Regions from separate parts of the Homo sapiens genome. Here region 1 is linked to region 2. The links are chromatin loops, found by intact Hi-C in ENCODE. Cell type or tissue: IMR-90. All regions are shown on one strand. Each heading gives the region's core, and the rest is flanking DNA. Links, peaks and the distances in the headings are about the cores only. Region 1 overlaps MAMDC2 (MAM domain containing 2). Region 2 has its middle 61 kb from the start of MAMDC2.

The links. Hi-C counts contacts between places; a loop is a spot of excess contacts. Peaks named below come from ENCODE experiments on the same cell type or tissue, not always from the same donor. Only the 100,000 strongest peaks of a DNase experiment are listed, where the experiment ranks them.
Region 1: it touches region 2 in a loop (2.7-fold over the local background); 1 of 110 quality-filtered maps calls a loop at or near these places.

Annotation. Positions count from the first base shown.
Region 1 is chr9:70,079,848-70,095,366 of GRCh38, reverse strand. The region is part of intron 2 of MAMDC2 (MAM domain containing 2); the gene reads right to left. Among named protein-coding and RNA genes, the nearest start is that of MAMDC2, 44 kb to the right of the region's middle. In IMR-90, for the core only: no CTCF peak of the experiment used is centred there; a DNase peak (open chromatin) is centred at 9,906.
Region 2 is chr9:69,975,265-69,990,783 of GRCh38, reverse strand. No RefSeq gene overlaps it. Among named protein-coding and RNA genes, the nearest start is that of MAMDC2, 61 kb to the left of the region's middle. In IMR-90, for the core only: no CTCF peak of the experiment used is centred there; a DNase peak (open chromatin) is centred at 8,903; H3K27ac peaks cover 146 bases.

The DNA.
Region 1 (15,519 bases), core at 7,546-11,545, 100 kb before region 2:
TGCCCTTCTGATACGTCTATCTGCTTCAGTCTTGCCCCAGTCTAATCTAATCTCCACACTACAGCCAGAGTGTTATTTCTGTTATGCCAATCTGCTCACATCATTTCCCAGCCTAAAACACCTGAAGGGGGTCCCCATTGTCCTCAATTTACATGGCCTTGGTGTTCTGGCTCGCATATTTAACCACACCCTTTTCTGCAGCCTACATGGCAGCTACAGAATTTCTTTTAGTTCCTTTAAGCTAAGGTGCCAGGCTCTTTATTGCTTCAGGCCTTCCCACATGCTGTTTCCTTTATCTGGGATACTCTCTTTCATATCCCTTCCCTCCTACATTCCATGCCACTACTGCTCACTTCCTTCTTAGCTCACTCTATACTTCATTATGGTCTTAGCCTAACATATCTACCATGTAAAATTGTGCAGTGTGCAACCTATACAACTGTACATGGTGGACCTGTTTAGATACTGCTTTTTTCAGGCAGCCTTTGCTAATCTCTACCTCCAAACATGGTTAGATGTCTTTTTTAAGTCTTCTTTTAATATCAGCATTATAACTTTAATTTTTATTTGTCTGACTACTTGTCCACATTCCTCATTAGGATTTTAAGCATATAGGGGTACCCACTATATCTGCCTGTCTCCTAGTATGTGCTTTCTATATTTTTAAATAAATGGGTAAACTTCTTCCTGATGGTAGTCTTGTTTTATCATGTTTATATATAAAGCTACATTAAAACTCTTTTTTATTATGGAAATCTCCTATTAGGTTTCAATTTCTTGCAAATTACTCAATTTGCTGTTATTCAAGGAAATATAATATTTAATGAGAACTGTAACTTTGCTGGCAACTCACACCACAGTTATTATTTTCACATATACCTCTACTGTTATATTTTCTGAAATACAAATTCTCACTATGTCAGGATACACAAAAGATTGTTGAAATGCACAATTCTCTGCCTTTCTGGAATGCAGAGTTTGTGGGAAGCATTTAGAAAATGTTTCAGTGTGTGACATTTCTAGATTAAAGAGAGCTATAGTTTTATCAGCCTCAAATTTCAAGGAGTCCCAAAGTGCAGAGATCAGCAATACATGGAGAAATGGTGAGGTCAGCATTGCTTAGCCGTCTTGAATGCCATTTTGGTTCTCCCTGACAACAGGGAAATTATCCTCATATCATAGCTAACACTGCAAAAGTAGTCTTAAAAGATTACAAAGCATTAAGCCTGGCAAAAACAAAACAAATGCCAGGAGGCAATCTCCAGTGTAAACAATCTGCCAACATTTGAAACCACAACCACAGATGTTTGTTCCACCCTTTGTCATAGGGTCTGTCATAGGGTGTAGCTTTAAGCCCTGCTGGCCCAAGTGGCAGTTTTAGAAGAGAAGTTTACCTTAGCAACCAGCAACAGAAAACCAAGTGATGAACCCACAATGAAAGGTCACATAATATTTGGAAAGGGAGCTTCACTTTATATGGTATTTAACAAAGGATGAAAATATAAGAAAAGGCTGCATTACCCGATAGAGAGTGTTTGTTCTACCAAAGATCAGTTCTCAGAACACATTTTCCACTACATCATTTGTCAGGTAGGGAAGATATTCCTTCTAAACATAGAAATGTCCCTGTATTTAGGCCGAGTGCGGTGGCTTATGCCTGTAATCCCAGCACTTTGGGAAGTCAAGGTGGGTGGATCACTTGAGGTCAGGAGTTCAAAACCAGCCTGACCAACATGGTGAAACCCCATTTCTACTAAAAATAAAAAAAAAAAAATTAGCCGGGCATGGTGGTTGGTGCCTGTAATCCCAGCTACTTGGGAGGCTGAGGAAGGAGAACTGCTTGAACCCGGGAGGTGGAGGTTTCAGTAACCCGAGATCTTACCACTGCCACTCCAGCCTGGGCAACAGAGCAAGGCTCCATCTGAAGAAAAAAAAAAAAAAAAACTGTCCCTGTATTTAAAATACATGTGGATGATGATGACATCAGAAGATAATGAGTAACTGAATTCACCCTGCAAGTTCCCCAGGTGTACCTGGTATGAAAAAGGTATTCTCCTTCCATAAAATATGTGTCCATTCACAAGACAAGAGATGCTATCTTACCAGTTTTGCTAAGAACACTGCCATCAGCATGGCTGAATATTTTTTCTCATGTATTGTGCAAGGCAATTCTGTCAAACAAAAGAGTTATATACCTTTCAGCTTCATTTAAGCAAGAAGAAAATAGGAGTTCCTATGAAAATTTCACTATAGTACAGATACATAAATAAATATATATACACACACACATATATACATATGTGTGTATGTATGTATGGGTACACATACATATTTGCTTTGATTTGGACTTTCACATTTCAAGTTCTGCATTTTACATCTATTATAAAGGATAAAAGCAAGTAGGAACAAGAATATTCCATTGAAAAAGAAAACGTAGCAGTGGAGGTAAACACATTTCATTTCATTGCATTATAGAGAAGATATGACTTACGATGGTGGGAGCGTAAGATTAGAAATAAGAGTTTAAATGAAGGTAAACCTCATGATATCTGTAAAATGAGCAATCTAATCTAGATTCATGAATATAAAACATTTTTTTCTCCAAACATAATTGAATACAGAAATCCATCTATTAGCAGAGCAAAGAAGAATGGCTGTGATCACCAGGTAGGCAGAATAGTCTTATATAGCCATTTGTTGTCCAGGGCAATTTTGCCTATTAAGTCTGTTTCCTCCCAGTTAACCTTCCTTCCATGAGCCTCTGAAGCTTGATGTCTGAACTCAGGGATGGTTTGGAAACCCCTACTTAGGCAGTCTTGGGTCTTCTCAAATACTGCAGTCTAATACCATGTCCTGCCTGCTCTAAAACTGACTCCTGCTCCTTCCGTCTGTTTTTCCCAGTTTACAGATCTGGCTTGTGTATTCACTCTCTACATGTCTATGTAAGTAACCACATTCGCATTGGCTGAGAAGTCATCACTTGCAAAATAGTCTTTATTGAGTTCAAGAGCCAACATGCTCTCTGGTCCTTCTAATCCAGCTGTTCTCAACCTTGGCTGCACATGGAATCACTGAGGGAGGCCTTGGTCTGCAGTAAAGCCTACACACCTCCCCAGGTGATTCTAATAGTCAAGCCAGATTTGATAAGCACTCTTCTTATCTGCTTACTCTCCTCCTTCTATTCTAACACAGCTGGACTCCAGCCAGACCATATATTCATTGATGGCAGGTTTTTGTCTATTTTACTCAGCGCTTTACCTTTAATGCCAAGTAACATAATAGGTGTTAAATAAATACATGCCAAATGAATTAAGCAGTCTACCCTGCCAGTCATTTACCTAAGGTAAAGATATTTTAAAATTAAGGCAATAAATTTAAGTCCAAGAACAATAAACACTGAAAATGAAGTCCCCGTTATTTGGAAATCTTCCTTAAGTAAGAAAGATAAATGTATGACTATGTGCCTAAGGCTTATGAGAAATAAATCACAGTAAAGTTGGGAGAAAACAAGGCAGTAGGTTTCAATAAGTTGGTTGCCATGGAGACTAGGGTTTTGATGACAATAACACTGATAGCAACTGTGTTCATTCCTGACCAATTTAGAGCACTTAACTATTCACAAAGCACTGGGGCATAATTAAGCCTCATAGCAACCCCATGATACAATTGGACAGTTATCATCCTTCATTTCCTAAATCAGGAAGGTCTGGCTCAGAGAGTATCTGCTGCCTAACAAGCAGCCAGATTCCGGATCCGATTCGGATTGCCAAATTAAGCAATTAAAAATTCGTAAATATGTTCCAAATATCACTGGGGACATACTTATACTAAAAAAATTATTTGATTTTTATTTGAAATTCAAATGTAACAGGGCATCCTGCAACCTCAGGTTCCAGGCCAGTTCTTTATCTGTGAAAAGAGTATTTTAGATTCGAAAGTCATGGTGGACCCTCTTGGATTAAATGGGCTACACTGTGGCTCCTGCCTTCTCTCCCTGACTCTGAGATTAGGTCTTCCTGAAGGCTTTGCACATGTCCAGCTCTTGGCCTGTGACCTACTCCAGCATAGCAGTGGGCTGAGCCGAGCAAGAAAAGAGGGTGGCAAAAACCACACAAATGATGTCTCTCAGTGTTCCAGGGCCAACTCTCCATGTGGACTCTGTGGGGTTTATTTTTAGTAAGTAATACAGAATGATACATAATTCAAAGATATAAGAAACTGAAGCCAAGCCTTCCTCTTACCCTCAGTTTCTGGGACACCCTTCCAGAGATACTTTATTCATGTATAAACACACACAAACATATCTTTAGATATAGCCTTTTAATTTTTCTACAAACAGTTAACATACTATATGCGATTCTGTGCCATGCTGTTCTTCACTGAATATATCTTGGAGATGGTTATATTATCTATCTGTTTCTCTATCTAAAGCTTCCTCATATCTTTAACTGCCACATAGCATAGCTTTCCATTGTATAAATGTACCATAATTTAATTAATTGGTGCCCTTGTGATGCATAATTTTCCAATCTTAAGCTATTAAAAGCAATGTGGTGATAAATCTTCTTGTATTTAGGACTAAGTACGGATTTCTGAGTATAACCATGGAAGAAGACCCTCGAAAGGGAACTGCTGAGTTAAAGGAAATGTGCCATTTATACTTTGGCTAAATGTTCCCACACTTTCATTCCTGAAGTTGTGCCAATTTATGTTGGTAGAAACAATGTATTAGAGCACTTTCCCCATCATCATAAATACAGTGTATGTTACTAAACTTTTTGATATTTAAACAATTTGATAGATAAAAAATGGTATCCCAGTGCCATTGTAATTTGGGTTTCTCTCACTATGAGTTAAATTGAACTTTTTTTTTTTTTTTTTTTGAGACAGAGTCTTGCTCTGTCACCCAGGCTGGATTGCAGTGGTGTGATCATGACCCACTGCAGCCCTGAACTCCTGGGTTCAAGCAATCCTCCCACCTTAGCCTTCCAAGTAGCTGTAGCTGCAGGCATGAGCCACCACACCAGGCCAATTTTTAAACTTTTTGTAGAGAAATTTTAAACTTTTTGTCTCACTGTGTTGCCAAGGCTGGTCTTGAACTCCTGGCCTCAGGTGATCCTTCTGCCTCAGCCTCTCAAAGTGTTGGGATTACAGGTGTGAGCCACCATGCCCAGATGACATCTTTTTGTATGTTTAAAAGCCACTGATATTTTTATGTGTGTGTGTGTGTGTGTGTGTGTGTGACATCCTTGGCCTATTTTTTTAATTGGGTTGTTGGGCTTTTAGTACTGATTTACAAAAATTCTTTATGTATTAAGAAAATTAACTGGATATCTGTCATCCATGTTGTCATGTTCCCCTAGTTCATTCGTTTTTTGATTCATAATCATTTCAATGCAGAACTTAATGAGTTTTGAAAACACCTTCTATTTACATGAGTATAAGACATATTTAGGTTAAAAAGGCTCATTTTCAACAACATACATGATTATCTCCACAACTATAACAGCTACCATTTGCAGGAGGACTTATTATGGGTCAAGTCATGTGCTAATCACTAAATACTAATCTATTTAAGTAATCACTGCAGTCCTATGAGAAATGTACAATTGAGTCATTGTACCAATAGTTCCTAAGATTTATTTGGACCTAAAGCTAGCCTGAAATAAAATTACTAAACCATATGGAGTTTGTATTTGGTGTATTCCCAACTTTTCCATCCAGCTTCTCTCCTCACCACAACATTTCTTCACTCTTTTCTCTTCCCCTCTCCACCCAGAGTCCCCACTCCCCTCCCCTTGTATCTTGTATACATTCTGAGGAAGAGCCTATTTATAATTCCCTAGATTTTCCTGCCAGCTCTCAGCCAGTCCCTACTAGAGTGCACACTGAACAGCTCCCCAAAACTTGTAGAGCACAAAAGCAATTTTTAAGATGCAAAAAATTCAAATATGCATAAAATTAGAGCTACAACTCATTGATATGATAAAGGGCAAGGGATTATTTGCAGAAATGGATGACGTATGAAGCTTCATATTCTGAATGCACATGTTCAGCCCTGTCTAGACTGTGAAGAGCATCAGAAAGCCCCTCTGGAATTTGAAGCATTGTGAATTCTAGAGAACAAGTGCCCAGGATTTGGAGTCAGAAGATGCTGTCCTGGTTTACTCTCTCTGTTAACCATGAGTCCTGGGGTAATAGTGTAGCTGACAGAAAGAGCCTGGATTTTAGAATCAGGTAGCTCTTACTTAGAATAACAACTCAGCCAATCAGTGCATGATTTCAGGAAATGTAATCAACCTCCTCCAAGCCTTAGTTTCTCAGGCGTAAAATGGAGATAATAATATGAACCTCACAGAGACGTTTGTGTAAATTTAATAACATCATGCATGGAAAGTGCCCAGCACAATTCCTGGTGTAGTGTACATTCTCAGTAAAGCATGGTCTCAGATTTTACGTCTGTCAAATCATTGTAATACTATACTATCAAAATATTTTATATTTAAGTCGTAAATAGCAGTCTCCTCAAATTCTATCATTCATGTACCACTTTTGGGGTTTTGCCATATCTGTGCACCAATGGTACTAATATTACTTAATATTTTTCTTTAACTGTACTCATCTTTGAAAAATGTAGCATTTATTTTAGTTGGTTTCAGGAAAATTAGCATATTATCCATGAACTTGGGAGTAGTTGTACTGGTGAATCTAGTATGTTTAAAAATCAATACATAATTATTAAAATAGAAAACTATGGCCACATGCCCCCTGAAATAATCTCATGAACCACCATTGTATGCCTACTACACTTTGGAAAACACTCATTTACGTGAAAGTTTGTTATTATTATATTTTCAACCTTTCCTTTTCAGGACTTGGAAGCTAAGGCCCAGAGAGGAGGAGAAACTTGATCAAAGTCAATCAGACAATGCAGAATCGAGAAAAGTACCTGGACCTCTATGCCCATGCTTCTAGCAGCCAGCCTCCTAAAATACCTCTAGTTGAAGCCAAAGTTAGAATCCTTCTACGAAACTACAGGATTAAAATGGTGATTTTCTGAAGCAATCTTGTTTTTCCCCCATTGTTCTTACCTTTCTTCACCTAGGAGACCTAAAAGGCAGGGTTTTCTTCCCAGAACATGTCTAATAGTGCATACCTGAGATGACCCAGCTATAAGCCTTTCTTGGTTTAACTGTAGGAGCCCAGGGGTAAATGGAATGGAACCAAGGAAGGCAGAGAGATTGGGGTTGTCAACATCATATCCTGCTTAGAGACTTCTGTAAAAGTTGTCTGATCTTATTTTACTTTCCCAACTGAACACTCTAAAGTGTGTCAAGACTTCTAGATGTTTCTACCCATTGCCTCCAAAAATTTAGATATGTTTAAATTCTATGCCTTTTAAAAAAATCAAGAAATTCCTAAATACTCCCTAATTGAGAAATAATAAAATTTAAAAGTTCGTAATAGAGAGCAGTTTGGGGACCTACAGAAGTAGCAAGAGTGCAGGCAGCTCTGCAATGGGTTCTCTTGCCTTTGTTTCTAAGTATCAAACTCAGAAACCAACTAAGGGTTGAGGATGTTGCAGTAGATGCATGTTGTCTGTGCCTTCTTAGTATCCATTCCCTGACATTTCTGGTTAACAGTATCCTGGTTTTTCTTTGGAAAATCTGCCCTTCCTTATTTTCAGTCCAAATGATTTGAATGGGGCTGACTCTGACCCTTAACTCCCTTTCCAGGAATGGTTACATGACCCAGGCTTGACCAATCAGATCATCCAAACCCTTTGCCACAGTGATTGGTCCAGGGATACATGCATGAGCCAGCTCAGGTAAATGAGACTCAATTATAAGAATTTTGTTAGCGCAATTGGGAAAAAGAAGTTTTCTTTCCATGAGAACTATCAGCTATAAGAATGTTGGATGCTTCCATCTGCTGGAGTCCATGAAGAAGGTCCATGAAAATGAAGCCAGCACAACAACACAGAGCTAAGACATACAAAGAGATGGAGATTAAATTGAATGGAACTTTTAAGCCCCTACATGCCCTTGAAGCCAGATATCCCTGAACTTTTAATTTATATTAGTTGATAAAGTCCTTCTTTAGCTTAAGCCAATTTGAATTAGAGTATTTTTCACTTGGGGTCCAAAAGAGCTCTCAATACAAAAGTCTGACTGAGTGCATGATGTGCTGGTTTCAACCTCAAGGGAACAGGGAAAGGGAAAGAAAGAGGCAGAGGTTGTGAACAGGACAGTAGAAGGTGGTCAGGAGACAAATATCTGGACTCAACTTTGTCCCTACTGTGTGGCCTTGAATAGTGAGTTAACCACTCCGAGCCTCAGTTTCCCCATCTGGAAAAAAAAGTTAGTGGACAGTCACTAGTTCTCAGACAGAACTCTGTAGCAGCGAGAGGGTAATGGGGATTGAGAGTCCCAGACTTGCATTCTGAGGGACTAGCTCTCCTCTTATCTATATCATATACCAGGTTTTCTTGTAAGGTTTTGTTAGAATGGGTCTCACTGTTAAAATGGATTAGCTGATCATTTCAGTTCTATTTATATTAAAGTCTAAATTGAATCAAGGCTCAGCTGGGGCCCAGTAAGAATGTAGTGCCTGGTTAATAATATTTTCTACTCTATGATAGGAGTTGGCCAGAAGCCAAGGTCAAAAACTCAATCCCTGGAGGGTTTATTTGCTTTCTGCAGACATAAAAAATTGTTAATAACAATGATCTGCATCCCCAATCTTGAGAGCTGTCTTAGAGATGTGGGTCATTGATCACAGAAGGGGCTGGGAAAAGGAATGTGGATGATTCCAAATAGTCATTAGCTCTGCCTTAAATGCCAATACAAACACTACTGCCAATGCTCAAGGCAAGCAACCTCTTCATAGCTAGAACACAGAGGGTGGTGTGCTTGAAGGCTTTTGTTTCTCCTCAAGACAGTGTAGAAAAAGCTGAGAAAACAAAGAGCACTTGTTTCACAATTAACTGCACAACACCTGATGTATATCCACAGTCCTCTAAATTAATATGGATTCGCTTTTCTTTATAAAGACAACATACACATTGTAGTGGAAATCGGATGGGAGGATAATTTTTATGAAAGCATATAACAGTATTTTTATAAAATATAAATTATCATTACAGTAAAATATATTAACTTCAAGGCAAGTTTTGACACTGTATGCAAGTTTAAAGTATTTCAAATTTTTAAAAAGTGTATCTTAACAAATAAATTTTAGCACCAATTGCCAGAATTGTTGTCCACCACTATAGTCAAAACAATTTTCTTTTCTTTATTTCAACTAAAAATTGTGAATGGGACTAAAGTCTTTATGCAAATATATACTCCAATAATAATATTAATCTTGCCAACAGTAGCTGAATATTTAATTAACTTTAACAAACATGTTGAAAGATAATAAACTAAAAAAACTATTTTTCCTTATAGTCTCTGTATAACTAGGTGCTTTCTCATTAGAAAGCTTATTTTTTCAAAAGTATATATAACATAGGTAATTTATATTAATAAAAAATAAAAAGTTGCAAATTTCTTGAGGTGTAATTTCTCATGTTGATTAACTTCTGATCTCTATCATTTTGCTTACATGTACCATAGATACACAAAAACCAGATGGGGGGCAGGGTAATCAATCTTAGGAGAGGGCAATAGTTAAGTCAGACTAGGCAGAGTCAAGACAAGAGGCAGGCAGAGGGTTAGTTGAGGGCAAGTTATGAATGCCTCAGAACACATCTCAGGATTTGGAAACAAGCAGTAGTCTGGTCAAATCCAAACTGGGAAACACAGATGGCGTCAGGATTAGACAAAGTCAGGAGGGCGAGACTAAGCTAGGCAGGAATATATGTTGACACTGGGAAAAAAGATTCAGTTTTACCAGATGACAAGGAGTTTCAGACAGCACCTTGGATAGCTCCCTGGGTAAGAGGTACTTTGACAAAACTAAGACCCTAAGAAGTAAAGAATCTAATCTTCTAAGCTCCAGACTTCCCAGTTGGCACCACCCCTTGATGGAATGAACTTGGTCCCAGGAGCCTAGGGGAACAAGTTACAAGCATTCACTGGAGGACTTAAAACTCTAGGGACGGTGTCTATGCCCCCACGGTAAAAGGCTGTTGATGGTAATACTGAGGAGAGTTATCGTCTTCCCAAACTTCAGACAATTTGTTTTCCAAATGCCTTATCGCACCTAATTTGGGAACAGAAGATCATCCTAGGACTAGCATTGCTGTGAATGACAAGGGGCCCTGTAGTGCAGCTTTAATGTCTTAATGTTTACCCTTGATTTCTTATTGTCTATTTTGGGTACTTATATTTACAGATTAAAGGAAGTGTGATATAGTAAATTATGTATCTGTTAGATGTAATAAAATTCTATATTAAAACAAGTTTAATTTTCCCCATCACTGCAATTTCAGATATAGTAAAGTTCATGATTTTTAAAAAATCCCTGGGTTTGACATTCATTCAGGCCTCTGTTGCCAGACTTTTCCCCTTTCTGGCCACGTACTGTTACCAGTGGAGAAAAGTTGCCTTCAGCTGACTCCTCACTGGTAGAGCCTAACAATTCAAGTTCAAAGATATATCATTTATCTCAACATCCTTTGGTTGTACTTGCCTTATAGTTTCAGTGGATCATAATAACTGGGAAGCCAAGCTCATTCCAAATGGCTTATTCACTGAATTGAAAGCACATTTAGATTATTAATCAAGTTAATAAAAGATTTGTATAAAATTAACCTAGGAAAGGAATCAGGCAGAGGGAGGAAAATAAAGACATTGTTAGTGGAGTAAAGGTTAGGCAGGGGGTGAGGTGAGAAAAAAGAACCACTGGGGATACCTATCTAGCGTGTGATTGTGACTATATGGAGCCCATGGCATGATGACGTGGAACCAGCTCTGAGTTCATTCATTCTGCAATATTTGTTGAGCATCTACTCTATATCAGGTACTGTTCTAGTCCCTGGAGATAGAGCTGTAAACAAAACAGATTTTCATGGCATTAGTTATTCTTTTCTGGCAATCTTAAGTCAGGTCACCTTGAGTGAGAGCTGTCTGGGTGACAATTCTTCAGAGACTATGGCCAAGATACAACATAAGGAGGTAGCTAAATAGGAAGTCAGACCTGCAAACAGATACATGAAAGACCTGAGTGAGAGATTTAAGGGTTATGAGTCTCCCGTCTCACAGAAACCTCACAGTATATACTTTGAGAAGTGCCAGGTGAGCAGAAGAAGATTCCAACATATTTTGATGCCAAGGAGGAGTTGATACATTAGAAAACACATAGGTGATACTTAGTTGGGTTTCTTTGTATGGCTCGAGATCACAAAACATTAACATTGGAAAAGACTTGAGAAGACATTGAGGCTAACTAACTCCCTCTCTCAATTATTCTTAAGTCTCTTAGCTAATTAGTGGTAAAGCCAGGACATGCTCATCTTTACTGAAATTGAGGCAAGATGTTTCTTTGTGTCCCTCTCACATTTAATTGTGTCTGGCTAAAGAATCTCCTTGATAATAGCAAATTGAACCCACATTAATATGTATAAACTTAAAGTACTACAGGGCATTCATTTTTTATTTTTCCTTGGGCCCCTGATAGGCTGGACTTTGGCTTGGGATAAAAGGTATTAAAAAAAAAAAAAAAAGAAAGAAAGAAAGGAAGAAATCATGCGTAAGCATGCAAAGAGGAACACAGCCAAGGGAATGGAATGCAGTGCCTGACCTGGAGCTCTCTGGCTTCTTTCAGTGAGAAGTGCCATCCTTCTCTTCAGTTACAACTCCCTTCTGACATGTGACTTATTGCTTTTATACAGAATAGATTGTCATAAGTGGTGGATTGGACAGGACTTGCTTTGGCTTAGGAGACATATTATATCCATGCAAAAAAAATTTTCACTGAACTATGGATCCCTTAATTGCTTTAGCTATAGAATGAGCAACACTTTTTTTTTAATAAAAGCAACGATATATGAACTATTTTCCAAAACTCTAGTACAAAACAAATATAACTTTAAAAAATGAAAATGAGAGAATCCCATAGATATACACTGTAAAATGAAAATATTGATTTATTATAGTACTGCTAAACATCAGTGGTACAATATAAAGAGAGAAGGGAGGGCAACAGTGGGCAAACCACCCATTCATATCTGAAAATGAGACAATAGCAGCCACTGCTGCCTTCCACAGTTTTCAAAAGTTGGCCAGGTTGGCTATTATGCCTTCTGATTTTACTTATAAAATAAAATGTCCTATGATTCCTTTTTGTTTTTTCCATCTTTAGCAGGAGATGCTAGGCGCTAAACATGCTTTGAAATTTTACAGATGATAGGTAGTGTCTTCTAGAATATTTCCATTGTATCTTAATTTTTTTTACATTTTCAACATTCCTTTTGGACAATGTAGTGGGGGAGAGGCATTTATTAGAAAGTTCTGACTTGCAGGTGGCATTGTATTATGCGCCAAGAGTGAACCAGATAGAGGAAGTTGCTCCTTAAGCTTGCAGGTCTGAAAGAACAAGGAATTGCCTCTCTTCAAAGGCAAGTAACTTCCATGATTGACACTTTTCTCTCATCAGCCCTCCAACAGTAATTATGCCAGAAACAGACCCAAACCTGGGCTAGTCACTTGTAGCAGGCTTTCTGGACATAAGGCTGTAATCACACCTGACTTTCCTTTCAGATAAGAAGTCCAGCCACTTCTTTAATTTATCGGATTATAAGGTAGAGGATATATATATTTAAAAATACCCCAATAGTCTTGCAGAGGTTAGAAGATGATAGCACTCCAAACTAGGAACAATTGAGTAAAAGCATAAAAAACTAGTGATATTAAATGAAAGACCATCCTTTCATTCACTTTTTAAATATGTGAATTACAGACTTACTTCCATGGGCAAATTATATTAGACTGAAGCTTGGCTTTTGAAGATGCCTTTTTTAAAAGAGTTTTTTTACCTAATGAATTTGACATTTCCAGAACAACTATAATTCATAGAGATTTCTGTAGCTTACATAAGGGCTGTTACCCACACCATCTTATCTGAGCTCCCCAGCAATCATTTAAGAGGATATTATTATTCCATGTTCTCTATATCATTTATTTATTTATTTATAGAGACAGGGTCTTGCTATGTTGCCCAGGCTGGTTGTAAACTCATGGACTCAGCCACATTCTGTATATCCTAACACTTCACAGTCTGTATCAAGAAGCAAGATGGAAATTCCTGTATGCATTTGTTTCTTCTCTTTTATTTTCCCTGCCCCACAGGCCTAAGCCACACTCATCTTGTGGATGACACTGGAGCTGTGACAGTCTGTTCTGTCCAGGCAGGGTGTCTTTTATTTTTATTGGAAATAAGATTATCACAGGTAAGAACATCTGGCATAGGCACAGTAGGTGACGGGTAAGAATTAGGTGATTTGATTGTAATTGGTTAGCTTCCTTAGATATTCCCAGGAGGAAGTAATGGCCTCAGGGGGCCTCCAGAAAAAAAAAGATCTCATGAAATTTCTTTCGCTTAGTGGATTGAGCCTGGGGCTAGCTCATATGATGACTATGGGACCTTCAATTTGCTGAATCTATCCACAAGCTTCTACACTCTTTGGGAGATTGGTTAAAAGTCTCTCGAAGACACCAAGACTTCAAGAGAAGTCTTGAGTTCTTCAGAGAAGTCTGGAGAAGACTGAGAATTTGTAAGGCAGTTTCATTGTTTTTGAAGGGTTTTTTAATATCCCCTAATTTTACTTGTGTTGGTCTATCTGTGGAAATGTGTGGTATGTACACACACACAAACCATACTACAGACAAACTCATAATACGAAACATTAAAGTTTTGTTTCTGCTGTTCTGAATATGCTTTGGTGCATGGAGACCTGGCAGGACTATAAAAATAAGGTATAACAAACTCATCCCAAGCAAGGGGCAGGAGAGGACAGTGCCTCCCTGGTCATCAATTACAATGACACATTCAAAGCCTAAGTCAGCTCTCCACTCACAGATTTGGACATTCCCTCCCCCTCCAGGACGGTTCTTGTGGCTTTCCATTGCTCTTGAGCCCAAGATAAACATCCTCAAGATCTGACTTATCATCTATCACTAGACCAAACCACATTACCTCATTTTCCTCTTCCCTGCCTACTCCCAAATTAAATCTTACTCCTGGCCTGCCCTTCTTCCCCTTCCCTGTCCCATCAAGCTCTCTCCTTTGTGTCAAACAAACAGCTGACAGTCTCTCTTCAGCCAGACTCTCAAAAATCAAACAAAAAAAGGTAATTTTCAGCCCTATGTAAACCATTTGGCTCAACAAACATTTATTATTAAGTGCCTACTTTATGCCAGGCAGAAAACAAAAACACATCAAAGGGCCTACCTCAGTGAGCTGACAGTCTACTGTGGAAGTATTATGTTCCAGGGATGCCTGAGTCAGGGCACCTAACCGGACCAGTAACCCCAAATCTCTCTTCATTTGACAGTGGAGGATTTTTAAAAATTAGGTGTTTCCACACTGTTTTTCACAAAATAGGAACTAGACCTGTTTGGGGATTAAAACCTTCCTGACCATTTAGAAACTCTGCAATATTTTCCATTCCTCGATGTTCAGTTTGCACTTGGCCACAAGACGTGGTTTAGGAAGAGCTGTTGGCCGCTAACTCAACACAGATTGGCAATGACACATGGAAACCTAGGAAACTGACTGTGTAAACAAACAATACTCCCAAATACACACACGGCCCAACCAACTGCCCCTGCAAACCCCACCACTGCAGAGCAAGGCACTTTTTTCTTCCTTTTTTCTTAACAGAGGACCTTAAGGTAAAAAATAAAAATAAAAATTTCCAGCAACAGGAAAATGATTAAATAGATTATGATCCATATTACAGACTGTTAGGCAACTATTTAAAATAATGAGTTAGATCGCTGTTGACCTGGAAATGTCACATGTATGAATGTGCAGATCTCTATAGACTTGGAAATGTCACATGCATGAATGTGTGTGGATATATGTACACATACATGTATAGTGCTACAGCATATAAAAACATAGGTACACTTTCATAAGCTTTAAAAATAATGTTTCTACATACATAGAGTGATTGTGGAAAGATGCATGCAGCACGCTGCTTTGATAATATTAGCTACCTCGAGGAGATGGGAAGAGGAAGACTATTAATCTATTAATTAGTCATTTATCCCCCATATTCTGTATTATTTGAATGGTCATAAAGGCATGAATGGTTTGGTCATTTAAAATAACCAATAGTGTATTAAAGCAAAAACAGGAGATGGAGAAAATACTATCTGCCCTACAAAATGAATGATACATTTAAAGTGTTTCAACATACACAAAGTAAATAAGAATAGTATTTTGCAATAACACTTGTAATTACACAACATCTAACCACCAAGAAGCTCTGTTTGCAGACAAACTTTCATTCAGTTTTAATCGACTGCAGCTGCACATGCTCCCACTCAGCCAGATAAAGGGCAGGTGTGT
Region 2 (15,519 bases), core at 6,406-10,405:
CAGGAGACATGAGCACAGTGAGTCTTTGTCTAGACAAAATTCAAGACAATTTGGAAGGAGATGCCAGTCCAAACACAAGTAAGAACTTGATGGGAAAAATGGTGCTTCTTCAGAAGGGCTGATGTGGTTGGGAGTAATAATTGAATAAATAAAAAATTGGGGACTTAGAATAGGAAAAGTGAAAGTGAGAGTTAAATTAACAAATAATTAGAAATGAGAACATTGGGATAGTGTCAAAAGGAAGGGAAATACAGGGAAAATTCTAGAATCTTGAAGTAGTCAAAAGAAACTTGCCACACTATCAGAATGAGTCTTCATTCACTATAAAAAAATGGAGGGATTGACATTGTAACAATTTTCTTTCCAGCCCCGCTAGCTTTGAAACTATAGCAGACACTTCCAGAGCTCCACCTGTATCCCCTTGGCCCTTACTAGTCGGTCTGACTTCAGGAGACCAGCACCTGCCTGCCTCTGCCTGGAGCCCACGTGGGTCACAAACCCAAAGGGTGAGAGCATTAAGCCAAGCAGCCCTCAACCACTCACTGGCAGGAGCTGGTGGGTAAATACCCCAGACCCCTTGCCACTCTGATAGAATAACTTGGAGGTACACATTGCACACTACCTCCCAGAGCTCCCCAGAGAGAATAGACTTCATTGCCCCGTGGGAAATTGCTTGATACATATATTTTCTATTGGCTCCTTTATCTTCCCTGTTTCACTTTCTCAATACTCCATCAGTATGTCCTGGGATCACTTCCCAAATAAATTACTTGCCCTGAAATCCTTGTCCGAGAGCCCTGATTCTGTAGGAGGAAGCAGGACACTCTTTAGGAGCAGAACATATACATAGATGCCCCTTACATCTCTGCCTTCTCCCATATGGCAGCTCCCCATTTAGGAATGTTAGCGGAGAAAGGCAGTTAAGAGACCAAAGTCTTGACAATACAGAATGTGAAATCATTTCAGAGTTTGATTCCCTCCTTTTAAAAAGACAAGCCAAAATTAAGTAAGCCCTATGTTTCAGAGCCCCAGCCCCAACACATTTTCCCAAAGCTTTTTTAAAAATGTAGGTCTGCAACTAAATGATATACAGAAAAACCCAATGGTCATATAAGTTTAGGAACTGTTGGGTTAAACAAAGTCAAGATTTTTACAGCAGGAATTTTTCTGACCTTTTGTATGCTAATGAGGTACTCAACATAGCCAAAAGGGGGTTACAGTATGGACCATCAACCAGATTATTTGTTCATGAACCTCTGAAGGGGCCAGCGGGCCACAGAACACACAGAAGGAAACCCTGCCTACCTCCAAAATAATCCATAGATAGCCCATTTACAGTTCAGTCTTGTCTCTCAATTCAGCCCCAACTGCAACCACCCTTTCCTCTTTCTGCCTCCATCTGTGGCCCAGGCTTCAAAACAAAAAGTTCTCAGAATTCTTGAAACTTCTTTGCATGCTGCCTGGAATACCATCTTCCACTTTCACACCTGGTGAAATCCTCTTGGTTGATCTTTCCAAATCCACACAGAGATTACTTGCTTTGAGCAAGTTTCCTCAACAACCCTCTTATTCACCTTTGTGTTCCCATGATTTTGCACAGGACCTAGAACCTACATAGCAGATACTTGTGTGAATGAATTAAAGGAGCATGTGAGTGAAATGAGGTATAAAGAAGTGACGTTGGACAAATCATTTATTTGAGTTCAAAGCAAGGAATAGAATGTGGTCCTCTCATTCATAGCCCACGTTCATCCTCTCTCCACATCCCAGAAATCAAAGATGTTATTTGGAGAATTTGATGATTCTTTTTAAAAGTTGTGGTAAAATGTACATAACATAAATTTTACCTTCTTAATCATTTTAAGGGGACAATTCAGTAATATTAAGTACACTCACATTGCTATGCAAACAATCTCCAGAACTCTTCATGTTTCAAAGCTGAAACTGTGTATACACTGAACGACAACTTTCCGTTTTCTTCTCCCCCAACCCCTGACAACCACCATTGTACTTTCTGTCTCTAATCTGACTACTCTCGGTACCTCACATCAGTGGAATTATACAGTGTTTGTCTTTTTATGACTGGCTTATTTCATTTAGCATAATGCCCTCAAGATTCATCCATGGTGTTGCACATACCAGAACTTCCTTTCTTTTTTAAGACTGAATAATATTCCATTATATGTGTATCCCACATTCTGTTTATCCATTCATCCATTGATGGGCACTTGGGTTGCTTCCACCTTTTGGCTATTGTCAATAGTGCTGCTAGGAAGATGGCTGTACAAATATCTCTTCAAGACCCTGATTTCAACTTTTTGTGTGTGTTTGGTGACTCTTTTTGGAGCACACTGAAGTTTTAACATTTTCCTTTACAATCAGAAGGGTGCTAAATAATAACCTAAACTCATGCTTGGTTAGCTATTGCCAGAAGCATAAAACCAGCAATTACAAAACACTGTGTCAGTTAGGACTTTTTGATTACCTGTGACAGAAAACAACTTGCAACAGCCAATGAGGAGATTTATTGGAAAGGTTTGATGATATCTTGTGGTACCCAATGAAGTGTCAACCCCACAAGAAGAAAGGCACTCCTGGGCCTTAGGAACAGCTGGAACCATGTGCCCTCTGGATCCTCCATCTCAACATCTCCTCTGTGCTTGCCTGCTCCATTTTTCTCACTGCACACTGGCTCTACCTAGAAGAAAAATGGCATCCAACTCCCCTTACTTTTGCATCTGTGGCTACAGCCTCATAAAGAGACTGGACCAATTCTTTCTCAGTCCCAAATCCAATATCTCATGGAAAAGACTCATTGTCCCTATTTTTGTTAAGCTCCCATTCTACCAATGTTGTCTCTAGGAAGGCATAGTCAAATTGTACAAAACGGCTGCTCCCAGTTCCAGGGGATTGATATGCATATTGGGGAGGGCAGGCAGGTACCAAAATGTCACAAGTACTGAATGACCATAAGTCTACCAGTGCCTCAGTAGAAGGACCACAGGATGGAAGGCAGTGGGGTGAGAAAGTCTCCAAACACCCACATCCCTGATGAACACTCCCATGAGGTAAAAGGGAAGGGATTTTGCAGGCAGCAGTGAGTTCTGGAGTAGAAAAACACATTAATCAAAATCCTGTCTCATCAACTAAATGAATCCACAGATAATGAGGCAGGGAAAAGGCCTGCTAGCCCTGAGATCTCTTTAGACAAGGTTTTTGTGTCATGTGGCAAGTCCAGCAAGAGACCTGAGAAAAGGAAAAGGAAAATTAGGGTTCCCACATTATCAAGCAAGGCCAGAGGCCAAAATTAAAAGGAAATAATAATGACATCCAGAAAGATCCTGGACTGTAACATTTCCAGGAGAGAACACCCAGGCTCAGGTACCTCTGAGACATCTTATGCGATAATGAGTTGGAGAAATGCAGCTGGTCACAGGAAGTGGAAAGAATAGACTAAAACTATTGCTAGGAATCAAAGCTAAACCCCACATCACTAAAGCCCTGTCTCTAGTAAAACGTTTCTCCTGTTTGTTCATTGATTCTGAATGTTAAGTAAGTCTTTCCGGCAGTGGTTCCAGGGTGCTGAAGCAATGACTCTCAGACAGCAAATGAAAAATGAGGGCTGCAAAGTTCAGGCAATAATAGAAAATTAAATCTTAACTGAGCTGCTGTAAATATCACAACCAGAAAACAGAGTGCATCAGCAAACTGCGCTGGCAGGGAGGGTAATGAATTTCTCCTCTCCGGGCAAAATTTATCAGTGGTGCATAATAGAGTATTCTCGGGTTTGGAGGTGAGGAAGGGGTTGATGAGGAAAGAGGGAGAAAGAAAAACAAGCGATATTTGTAAATTAAAGTATCTCAGCCAAAGCCAACAGCCCAGCTCAAATGACCCTTCTATAGTAACTCACCTAATGCAAACTTCCACAGCCCATAAGCTGTATCTCTTGCACTGCACTCAGCATTTTAGGTTATCTGTAGTTATTTGTAGATATGTTTTATCTCCACAATGAGATTATGAACCCCTGGAAGGCAAGGGAGAGGAATTGTTTCCTTTATCCATCTTCATGTACCCCACCACATCCAGAAGAACTAGTATTTATTGACTCTTTCAACGTGCGATGCACCGTGTGAGATATTGTAGTGTCATATTCCCATGAGGTCCTTCCAAATACCCTGCAAGGTGAGGAGGACTATCACATGATACCAAAGAGGAGACTGGGGCTCAGAGAGGTAAGTAATTTGCTCCAATTCACACCATGACAGAGCTGAGATTTGAACTTAAGTCTACTGAATTCCAAAACCTATATTCTTTCCTACTCGATATACTACCCAGTTGGCAAATAGCGATCCTATTTTCCAATATGCATGCTGATTTCTCCAAACCACATCCTGTGGCAGATGTTGTACATATATTATCTCAATTACTCTTCACCACAGCCCAGGAGTTTGGTAGCATTATTAGCCCTATCTCGCCAATGAGAAAACTGAGGCACAGAAAGGTTGACAAAATCATCTAAAAATCGAATGGCTTATAGTAAGTGGTTGCATGAAGATGCTGACCCACCCTGCCAGACTCCAGAGTGTGTGCTCTTAGTCATCATCCTATGTTGATTTCAAAATAAAAAATAAACACACACACACACACACACACACACACACATCCCACATCACATGTTTTGAGCAACTCCTTTGTGCTAGGCTAGGCAAATTTTGTAATTTAACCCTTATTACCATCCTCATAGCAGAAGCAAGTATTCAATAAAATATAAAATTAATGAATAATGGAAGATAAAAATAGAGGTGCAACTGTTATCAATTGCTAAATTAAAAAAAAAAATCCAGAGACTCCTCTGTGTTTGCATTGGTAACACTATTGGCCACAAGCTATGGAGGACCAGGGGAAATAAATGAGTATTAGAAACGAAGACAAATAAGGGCAATCCAGACAATAGAAAGGAAAGGTTTTCACTTGAAAAATGAGTGTTCTATAAAATCAATAATGGCCCATCCTAAATGAGACAGGTCTCCTTTGTTGCAATAGCATCTTAAATGAACTGTTAGAAAATCAGCATTTACAAATAAAACAACAGAAATCTCCAAGTTAGACTCAATTTTATATCAAAAACATAACCCTGTTAAGTGGATGACAAATCTTCTACAGGCTACATCCAGATGAATTAGATAATGATAATGGTAGCCTTAGAAGAGTAGAGGGACTCAGACAAAAAATAACAATGCCCTGTAATCCCAGCACTTTGGGAGGCCGAGGCAGGTGGATCACTTGAGGTCAGGAGTTCGAGATCAGCCTGGCCAACATGATGAAACCCTGTCTCTACTAAAAATACAAAAATTAGCCAGGTGTGGTGGCACATGCCTGTAGTTCCAGCTACTTGGGAGGCTGAGGCAGGGGAATGGCTTGAACCCAGGAAGTGGAGGTTGCACTGAGCTGAGATCACACCATTGCACTCAAGCCTGGGCAACAGAGCGATACTCCATCTCAAAAATAAATAAATAAATAAAACAATGCCTTGGTTCTACTCTGGCTTTTCCAGCTTTCTCAGTCATTTGTGTTCTCCACCAGTTGTTTCTCTGCCACCCTAGAGGTAAGCATGGCCATAGAACTCAGTTGGGCCAATGAAGTACGACCAGCAGTGATGTGTCACTTTCAGGCAGAAGCTTAAAGAATCAGTGCATGTGCATGGTTTGCAATGCTTTCTCTTCTTTTGTCATGATGACGGATGATATTCTAGAAGGCATTTGTCTGTCACCCTGCATCACCGAGTATAGATGACAAAGAGCAGAGCCCCATGCTAAGCCACAGAGGAAACTACATGAATGAGGGGGAAAAATGTTGTTTTAAGCTACTGAGATTATTGTTGTTTATTATTGCAGCATAACAGCCCAATCTGATCAAAATATGAACCTCTAACCCTGGGTAAGTCATTTTATCTGAGTAGGTATCAGCGTCCTCATCTGCAAACCAAAGGAATTTGCCTAAAAGAGGGGTCATTAATCTGGGAACCCATGAGTGGGCTTCACAATGACAATGAATCAAAAAAAGGTAAGAGTGTGTATACATGTGGATGCGTGAATGAGAAAGAGAAAGGGTGCCATGGCATGTGCCTGTAGTCCCAGATACTTGAGAGACTGGGGCAGGAGAATTGCTGAAGCCCAGGAGTTCAAGAACAGCCCAGGAAACTATAGTGAGACCCTGTCTCTATTTTTTAAAAAGAGAGAGAAAGATAACAAGCAAGACAAAATACACATTTTTCTTGAGAGAGGGTTTATAGCTTCTTCAAATTTTAAGAGGGTCTGTGTTATTAAAATTAGGTTGAGAGCCTGAATAATCTTTAAGGCCATTTCCAGCTCTAATGTGCTTTGTGGCTTCTATAGCAGGAAAAAAAGTAGTTAATTAGGTTCCTCTATGATCTGGTATTTCAGGACTTGCCTTGGGTCAGATTTTATTAAGGTTGTTTTCCAATAATTGCGTTTAAGAGTTACGCTTAACAGAATTACAAATATCAAAATCTCAGGAGGTATTCCTGAGTAAAAACAGGGGATTCAGAGTAATTCTTTTAACCGAAGAAGGAGAGGTTCTTCAACAATTGAAAACAAAGACCCAGATTCCATTTGGCAGGTAGGATAGAGCTGGATCGACTCTTCATAGAAAGAAGGGGGCACTCCTCCAAAAGCATGTCCCCACACATGCGCGAGTGTGTGAAAGGCCAGAGTGTAATACTTCAGCTGAAGGCCATGGGCTCTTTTTAACATGAAGGCAGTGGGGTAGACACAGTTCATAGAGAGAGCCTGAGTTTTATGATGGGCATCTGCAATCTGAGTTCAAGCCCAGAGTTACGAGAGTATTTCAACATGCTGTTGGGCTGGTTTTCTCATCTATAAAATAGGGACAATAATATTCAGCTCTAAACGGAAGAGTCTCTGCAGCAAATAGATACTACATGCAAGGTTATTGAGGAGAGTTTCATGAGGGACTATTTACAAAGGTGTGCACAGAGTTAAGAGAAACCAGTGAGGCGTGCTGAAGCCTCTGGGACTGGTTAAAGCAGAGAGCCTTTTATCATTCCCACAGCTGAAGGAGCAAGAGAAAGAAGGGTTACTTTAAAAAGGAGAGAGCCATAGCTGGAGCTATAGGAAAGGGCTACACAAAAGAGCCCTGGCCTTCCAAGAGAAACAGATACAGCTCCTCTTGGCCCAGCAGGGAGACAGCCAGAGGGGAAAACACTTTGATCATTTTCTCTTCTCATCCTCCCGCTGGTGCCTCACCTTGGCCAAACCCAAGCAAAAAGCAATGGGCAAGGGAGCCTGTTGACATGGTCATAAAAGTCAGTCTCCTGTGGCAGAGAAGGATGGAGAAGGGTGGGGAGAGGATGTGGAGAAGAAATGAGCATTTGAGCCTATAGAATGCTGAAGTAGGCTTGGCCATGCCATATCACTATTGGTCAAAGCCCATCTCTGCTCTTTGTAACCAAGCATCTTGCCAGGCACAGCTGATGAATTCTAGTTCCTTCATAATCTGAATCTGACTTCCTTTCCATCGTAGTGCCCACTGTTCACTTTCATCTACTCTGCAGAATTACTATGGGAAAAACACATTTATGTACATTATCACTAATCCTCTTAACAACTCATCAGGTAAGCATTATTTTCCCATTTTCATGAAAGAATAAAAGCTCAAATAAGTGGATTTCCCTTACCCACCATCACAGACCTGCTATGCTGAAGAACAATAATTCAAATCCAGATCTATTGGACTTCAAGGTCCACATTCTTGTCCTATCCCACCCTGCAAGGCTTTTAGTCCTAGCTTTGATTCTAATTATTTTGTACCCTTCATAAGTCTCTCACCTTTCTGGGCCTTTTGCTGTTTTATGAGAATGATTTAATTGTACCTTTCCATGATATTGTTGGGACAAGATGAATGTAGTTTCCAATGACTGTGAAACTATCTACCTGTTTCTATTCTTTGTGAATCTTGCAATGATTACTTTTTTTTTAAATGAGACCCAAGCATTTTCTTTGATTTGGAATTGGAAATGTGTCTGCCTACTCTTAAGTCAACAGAAAGCCCCAGAGAGAGGAGTTTCTAGCTATCTATCTATCCTATCTGTCTACGCATTTGCAGATTTCTTTCTACATCTGCTCTCCGAGACCTCAGAAGCATCTTCTCCTTACAAATTGCTGCCAAAATGTCCTCTACATTAATAGTAAGTTTCTGGAGTCACCATCATCATTAGCCTATGATATTTAAGGCTAGTTTAGTTGCACATTCTAAGCTCTAAAGTAGTCAGAAACCTAGAAAAAGGAGTCTATTTTTTCCTATTTCCTGGATCCCAAGTGTGTTCAGGTGGCTAACATCAAGCAGGAGAAAGGCAAGCTTCTGTGACCCAGGAGCTGAGCTGCATCAGAGAACCATCCTTCTTTCTAGAACAAAATCTTAAATCAAGCAACCCTACAGCACAGGCCCTTCCCCCACCCCTGAAGTATAGGTTTTCATCTTAGACAAAGGAAATAATTGGATTCCTGTACTGAGCTCTGTGATCTACTGCTGCCAGCTGCATCACTGTAAAACCATTAACTCCTTGCTGAGCATTTTATCTCTGCAACAGGAAGAGGTAAAAAGGAGATACACATTGTTTAGGCCAAGTGAAAGGAGAATATTTTTTAAGTGGTGCAGTGTAGATCCCAGTAACATGGCATCCATTTCAACCAGCCTGAAATTATGGACAAGCTTTAAGGATGAAAGCCAGAGAAATTGGAAGAGAGCAGATTTCTGCCTTCAAGAGCAACCCGTACATCACCCAGGGGTTGTAGGGCGTCTAGAATTCCAGCATGAGCTGCGTTTTTCCCTCCCTTTGACTCTTGGCTTCCACATTCTTCTCTAATAGGTCATAGCCCTTCAAGTGAGAAATGAAGCCAGTCACTCCACTTCCTCTGACTGCGTTTGTGCCTCTATGCACTGGGGCTTTAAATGTTCATGAGATCCTCTCTCAGTGCAATGTCAATTAAACACCTATAGCTGGAACAGTAGGGGCTGGAAAAATGCCAAGGCAGATACAACTGAGACTCCGTCCGGAGAAGCCTTCAACAGAGCACTTGGAATTAATTCATAAGAAAAGGTTATAGGTAAATGAAAAATACTGACTGACAAATAGGAGTAACTTGAATCTACCCCTCCCTGGGAACCATGCAACAGGAACCCTCACCAGGCATCTCACTGCAGTTATTTGTAATTATCTTTCATATGAAAACAAGGCCCAATGAAAATTAACTCTTCCTTTCAGCTTAATGATTTAAGGCTCAGTCAGATTTGGGGCTGATGAGAAAGCCTTGAGGATGTGGCTAAATATGAATCTCTCTCCAAACTCTCTTAGACTCTCCCCCAATGTTACCTATGCAACACACACTTGAGTCATGGAAGTCAGGACAACTTCTCTCTCAAATAGTATGTTGGATCCACACAGACAATAGATCCAACAAAAGCCCAAGATTGAGCAAAATAGCTAAAGTTTGAGGAATATCTTTGAGAGCCTCCTATTTTTCTATTCCAACCTTTGCTGCATAATCCTTCAAACTTAGAGATAGCACCTTGTCACTTCTTTTAAACGTTATTTTTCAACCACTTTTGGTTAAGACAATTGAGGTTAGCACCTCTGTTTGAACAGCTGCTAACTATTAGTAGAGGAGAGATTCCTCTCTGCTCCTGGGGGGGACCCTGGAAAACAGCCTTAAGTCCCCTTTTCCCTTTAATGAGAGATAGTTGACCTTGGCCTTGCGTCCTTTTGCTCAACTCTTCCTTTCTAACCTTCTAAAAAATGTTCAAAACATATTTCATTTGGGAGGTTTTCACAAAGAACGTGGGTTTGCCTGGCCACCCTCTTGGAGTTGCAATATTTGAATTTAAGGAATTTTGGGGGAAGAGGACTTACAGATGAAGAACTTGGAAACCAGCCTCAAAATGACCGTCCCATATTACATTAGCGAGCACTAGTCACCATTAGGGATTTTCACAATCACCATGAAAAGAAAGAGCCACAAAAACCGAATGTCAGCCAGGAAATAAGCAGGTTACATTTGGGCAGATGGTTAATATTAGGAGGAAGGATATCCAGATTCATGATTTTCTTTTTCCTTAACAGCAATATCAACAAAACAAGGCAACCTTTCTCGGGCATTTGAGGTGAAAACTCCATGGCGTTCATATTTAGGATTTGCTCATGGCTAATTTCTATCAGCCAACTATTGTCTATTGACCATCAACACATGGCTAGATTGTTCCTTTGATGAGACATATTTTCTGCCTAACGGGTTGTTACTCAGTTGCTGGATTCTAGGTTCATTGGGGTTATTAAAATTGTTTCTTGAGTTTAGCAAAATAAAACATTGCACTTTGGTTTTCACTTTTCCTTCTGAAGTTAATTAATGGTTTTTAAATGTCCACTCTGATTTATAACTATGAATAGTTATACACAAACAATGTTAGGCTGATAGTAGTCTTTTTATCCCAGTCTATGAAACCATTGGTTGACGCAATAGTTCACATCTGCTGAAGGAATGAAAAGCATTTCCAGAATATTCTTTGCTTCCTCTCCCTGTGTGGGTACTTGGGATAGTGTAGAAAGTGGAGGTATCACGATGGGGAAGAAAGAAAAACTGAAGAGTGGAGGGAACTCATCCTTCCCTACACCTCTGTGCCAACTTTCAAGCCCAACTCTGCAGTGAATGTCATCTTCAAGGCCATTTGTTTATTTAGATTTGCCAAATGATGGGTGATTTCCCCCAATGGTTATAACTATGAAAAGAAAGAAAAATCTCAGAGAGCCAGGAAGCATTAAATCTTTCACATACTTTCATTAGACATCTCTACCTGGATGCCACATAATTATACTAGAGTCCAGTCATTTATAATGTGAATATGTGTAATTTCATAGTGCCTACTTTGAGAAAATACAGAGGGCACCATCACCACCACCTTATACACCCAGAAAAGCATAATCTTTGGTGCAGCATGTTTCCCAAAACATAAACCACCAGTTTCATCCATGGTCAACTTATGACAGGCTGACTAGACCCAATACAACTAAAATCACTTATTGAGAAACATTGAGATTTAAGGAACTTAAAGGCAATTTTGTCTAGATTATACTGCTGCCTTAGTGCCTTTTGAACCTAATCCCACATAATTGGTAACCTCATTATATCCCAAAACTGAACCCATAACTTCTGAAGCTAATGGACTTCTCCCTTGTGCTTCACTCTTTCATCACAAGTGCCACCATTTCCCCAACACGAGCTTGGGAACTTAGAATCCTCATTAACTTAAGCCATTCCTGCATGAACAAAATTCAGTTTGGAACAGGCATACATGCAAGAGACTGTGCTAGATGTTGCGGGCGATAAAAGGAAACATGTACAACAGTACCTGACCTCAACAAGCCTGAAATTGGGTAGAGTGAGACACATGTACACATGAAAAGTCAGGTAAGGGCTGAATGGCTATGGAATTCACTCTGGGCATGGGTGAAGGGGAAGACCTTGGGCAGCAAGGTAGCCATGTAGAATACCATGCAGACACCACCTTGCAAGCACGATAAGAGCAAAGGTTGAGACGTATGCAAGAGACCAAGAGAGCTATCTCCAGGTAAGCAGCAAGGCCTCCGAATTTTGCCTTCATTACACTCTGTGCAGCTGTTCCTTCCTTTCTCTAGTTTTTACTGCCTGCTCATTCCAGGTTTGAATTGTAATCATAGCCACTGTTAGCGTTCATTGAGCACTACAATGTGCCAGGAACTGTTCTAAGCACTTCATATATATATTTTATTTATTTATTTATTTATTTATTTTGAGATGGAGTTTCGCTCTTGTTGCCCAGGCTGGAGTACAATGGTGCAATCTCAGCTCACCACAACCTCTGCCTCCTGGGTTCAAGCAATTCTTCTGCCTCAGCCTCCCAAGTAGCTAGGATTACAGGCCTGCGCCACCACTCCTGGCTAATTTTGTATTTTTAGTAGAGACAGGTTTTCTCCATGTTGGTCAGGCTGGTCTTGAACTCCTGACCTCGGGTGATCCACCTGCCTTGGCCTCCCAAAGTGCTAGGATTACAGGCATGAGTCACTGTACCTGGCCCCACTTCATATATATTTAATGTATTTAATCCTCCTCACAACTTAATAAGGTAGATAATATTATTATCCACATTTTACAGATGAGAAAACAGAGGCACAGAGAGGTAAAGAATCATGCCCAAAGTTAAATGCCCAGGAAATTGAAGACCAGCATTCTGTCCCAGTCCTGGTTTCAGATCCTAAACACTTATCCACCCAGTCCACGACTTTCCATTGCATTGCCTCCATAACATTTAAAATCTCAGATCTATCCTCCAAAGTACAACTCTCATCCACTCTCTCATCCCACTTATGAGTGCTTGGAACCTCTGTGTTGTCTAAGAGGTAAGGCTCACAATCTTTAGACTGGGAATTCAAGAGCCTAGCCTTACCATCTGCCTCTGCCCATCCTGCCAATATGGTTTTCTCACATATTCTCCAATAAGAGCCCTCTCTTCTCACCAGTAGGTCTGTTCATTGGCCCTGGAAGACATCCTGCGTGTTTATATCTCCTGGACCCATAATCGCAGATATGGCTTCCAGCACCCGTCAGATTACACCATGTTGTGTACTGAACAAAACTGGGCATCAACTCCAGCAGCAGGCGGACCAGGGCAGATCTGAAGGCCTGGCTTCCAAAAATGCAACCCAAGGTTAAATTGTAGTTAGACTACACTCTTCCTAATTCAAATGCCATTCATCATCAACTAAAATTGCCAAGTATAGTTTTGTTCCGAAATCAGAATTCCTGTCATTCTATGCTGCTATACAGTACTGTTGCAATTTTATTTTAACCTAATGCCAAACTTTGCATAAGTCCCTTTTCAACTTTACCTTACTAGCTTCTGTCCATTTTTCTCCAACCTGGGAAGATCTTTAAAATACTAATTCATTTTACTCACATAATAACATGGTCTTATCCACAAATCTAATAAAGATATTATTTACCTAGCCATCTATGTTGTTTAATTAAAAGTATCTTAATAGTATTTTGCCAAAGATAGCAGGGAAGACTACTTTTTTCTCAAAATGGCTGTGATGCATTAAATCAACAGCCATATAAATTGTTGATGATCCAGCCTATGTTTGTTTATCTTGCCTGCATAATTATCATAGGATGTTTTATTTAAAGATTTGTTAAATTTTTTATTTGCAGGATACAGATATATTCCTGATAATAAGCCTAATGACTTTAAACCCAAGTCACCTTATTTGGAGATAATTCTTGGTTTATCTACACGTGTTTCTGGTGATTATCTACTTTTCTAAGTGCTTGAAAACCACCCACTTGTTTAGTAATCTAATCAAAAATTTTACTGGCAATTTAATACTAAGTTTGTGCTTACTATAACACCCCTTCTAAAATTAGAAGGTGCCCAGCTCCATCTTGGGTGCCTTCCCTCTTTGCAATCATTTTCCACTTGAGCCCAGGAATTTGAGACCAGCCTGGGCAACATGGCGAAACCTCATCTCTACAAAAGATACAAGTGTCAACTTATCTACAATTAGCCTTTGGGATGCTGCGTCTGCACAGATTTGTGTCACTCAGCCATGAATGACACATGTTACACTCAGCCTTCACTACGTGTGGCTTTCCTCCCAGATTCTGTTTCTGTTCTTTCTTTAATTTTTTCTTTTTTCTTTTTTCTTTTTTCTTTTTTTTTTTTTTTTTGAGACGGAGTTTTGCTCTTGTTGCCCAGGCTGGAGTGCGGTGGCATGATCTCGGCTCACCGCAACCTCTGCCTCCTGGATTCAAGCGATTCTCCTGCCTCAGCCTCCCGAGTAGCTGGGATTACAGGCATGCACCACCACGCCTGGCTAATTTTGTATTTTTAGTAGAGACAGGGTTTCTCCATGTTGGTCAGGCTGGTCTCTAACTCCTGACCTCAGGTGGTCCTCCCGCCTCATTCTCCCAAAGTGCTGGGATTACAGGCATGAGCCATCAAGCCGGCTGTTTCTGTTCCTTCTAAATCTGGGTTTGGTTGTACCCTAAACACACTCAGTTTCTTTAATGTTTCCTCAGTGAACTTCTCATTAGAATAACCCAAGATTACAGAGTAGGCATTTCTTTTCTAAAGCTACTTATCCTTCTTAAGTGATAGTCCCTTTTAGAAACTGACTATGGGCTCACTTCGCCTTTCTTAGACTAAAAAAAAAAAAAAAAAAATCCAATGGATGTGTCTGAACATGCCCATTTGTCCGTTTCTCTGCTATTACAAATTCCAAGGTGAATCAGTCATTTCCTCCCATGCTTCCCATACCTTCTGTTTCACCAACTGGCCTTTCCTTTTGGTCAGAATTAAGTGGAAGCTCGATTCCCTTTGTCCTCTAATCAGCTGTTCCACTTTTAGCAGTAGGAGCCTCCCAGCAGATGTTTGGAGAGTTTAAAGTCATGATATCACCGCATCACTATTATAGGACCAAACAGTCCTCACCCCTCCTCACTTCTCTGTGTCTTTTCATCTCTGCACACATGCTGCCATGCACAATTCTGGAGTTTTCCACCTGGCACTTTGTTAATATCTAGTGTTCAAGTTGAGTGGGAGGGCTGGGGCTGAGAAAGCTTAGAGCACCAGCTAGACATGGATCTAGAGATGTGTCAGTAAGTGGGGTCCAAACCAACCTTCAGGTCCTGGAAGTACATGAGTAAAGGACAAACCCTCTGACTTAGTTTAGGGGAACCATGTAGTTTCAGGGACCTAAACTGCACTCCAGCTCTGGCAGTAGAGCATGTGGCCGAGATTATGGCAACCATGACATTTGCTCCATAACCACAGTGATTAGTTCAGCAGTGAGCGCATAACTTCAGTCAGACTACTTAGAGAAAACCTCAGGACTCCTGCTGGGGATGTTGGGAGGGAGCTTCTCTTGCCTCTGAGGAGAACAGGAAGCCCATAGAGCTGCTTGTAGCCATCTTAGGACCACAAGAAAATTTCGTTTTAGATGAAGTCGACACCATGGAAGGGGAAACAAAAAAATGAAAGCAATCAGGTTCTTGATAACATCATTGAGCTATAAAACCAAGGGTTCCCTTTGGCCGGCCTTCCTTTGGATTTTCAGTTCCTCTTAATATGAAGCCCATATGAGTTGGGGTTCCTATTCAAAATATGTCCTTCCATTCCATAACCAGATCCAAAGTTCTGTTTCACCAAGTTGCAACAACAACCATGAGACTGGGTTAAAATACTAAATTTATTCATTTTTTAAAATTACCATTACTCTGTTTATTAAACCCAAGCCAAAAAAAGTCATTTTTGTTTGTTTTATTTTTAATAAAAAGAGACTTGGGAAAATGTATCATTTGGAAAATGTCAATAAAGAGAGACAAAGTTGCAAGATATACAGGATTGTTAAAGGAGCAGGTGTCAGGAACTAGCCATGACTACAGGGATTTG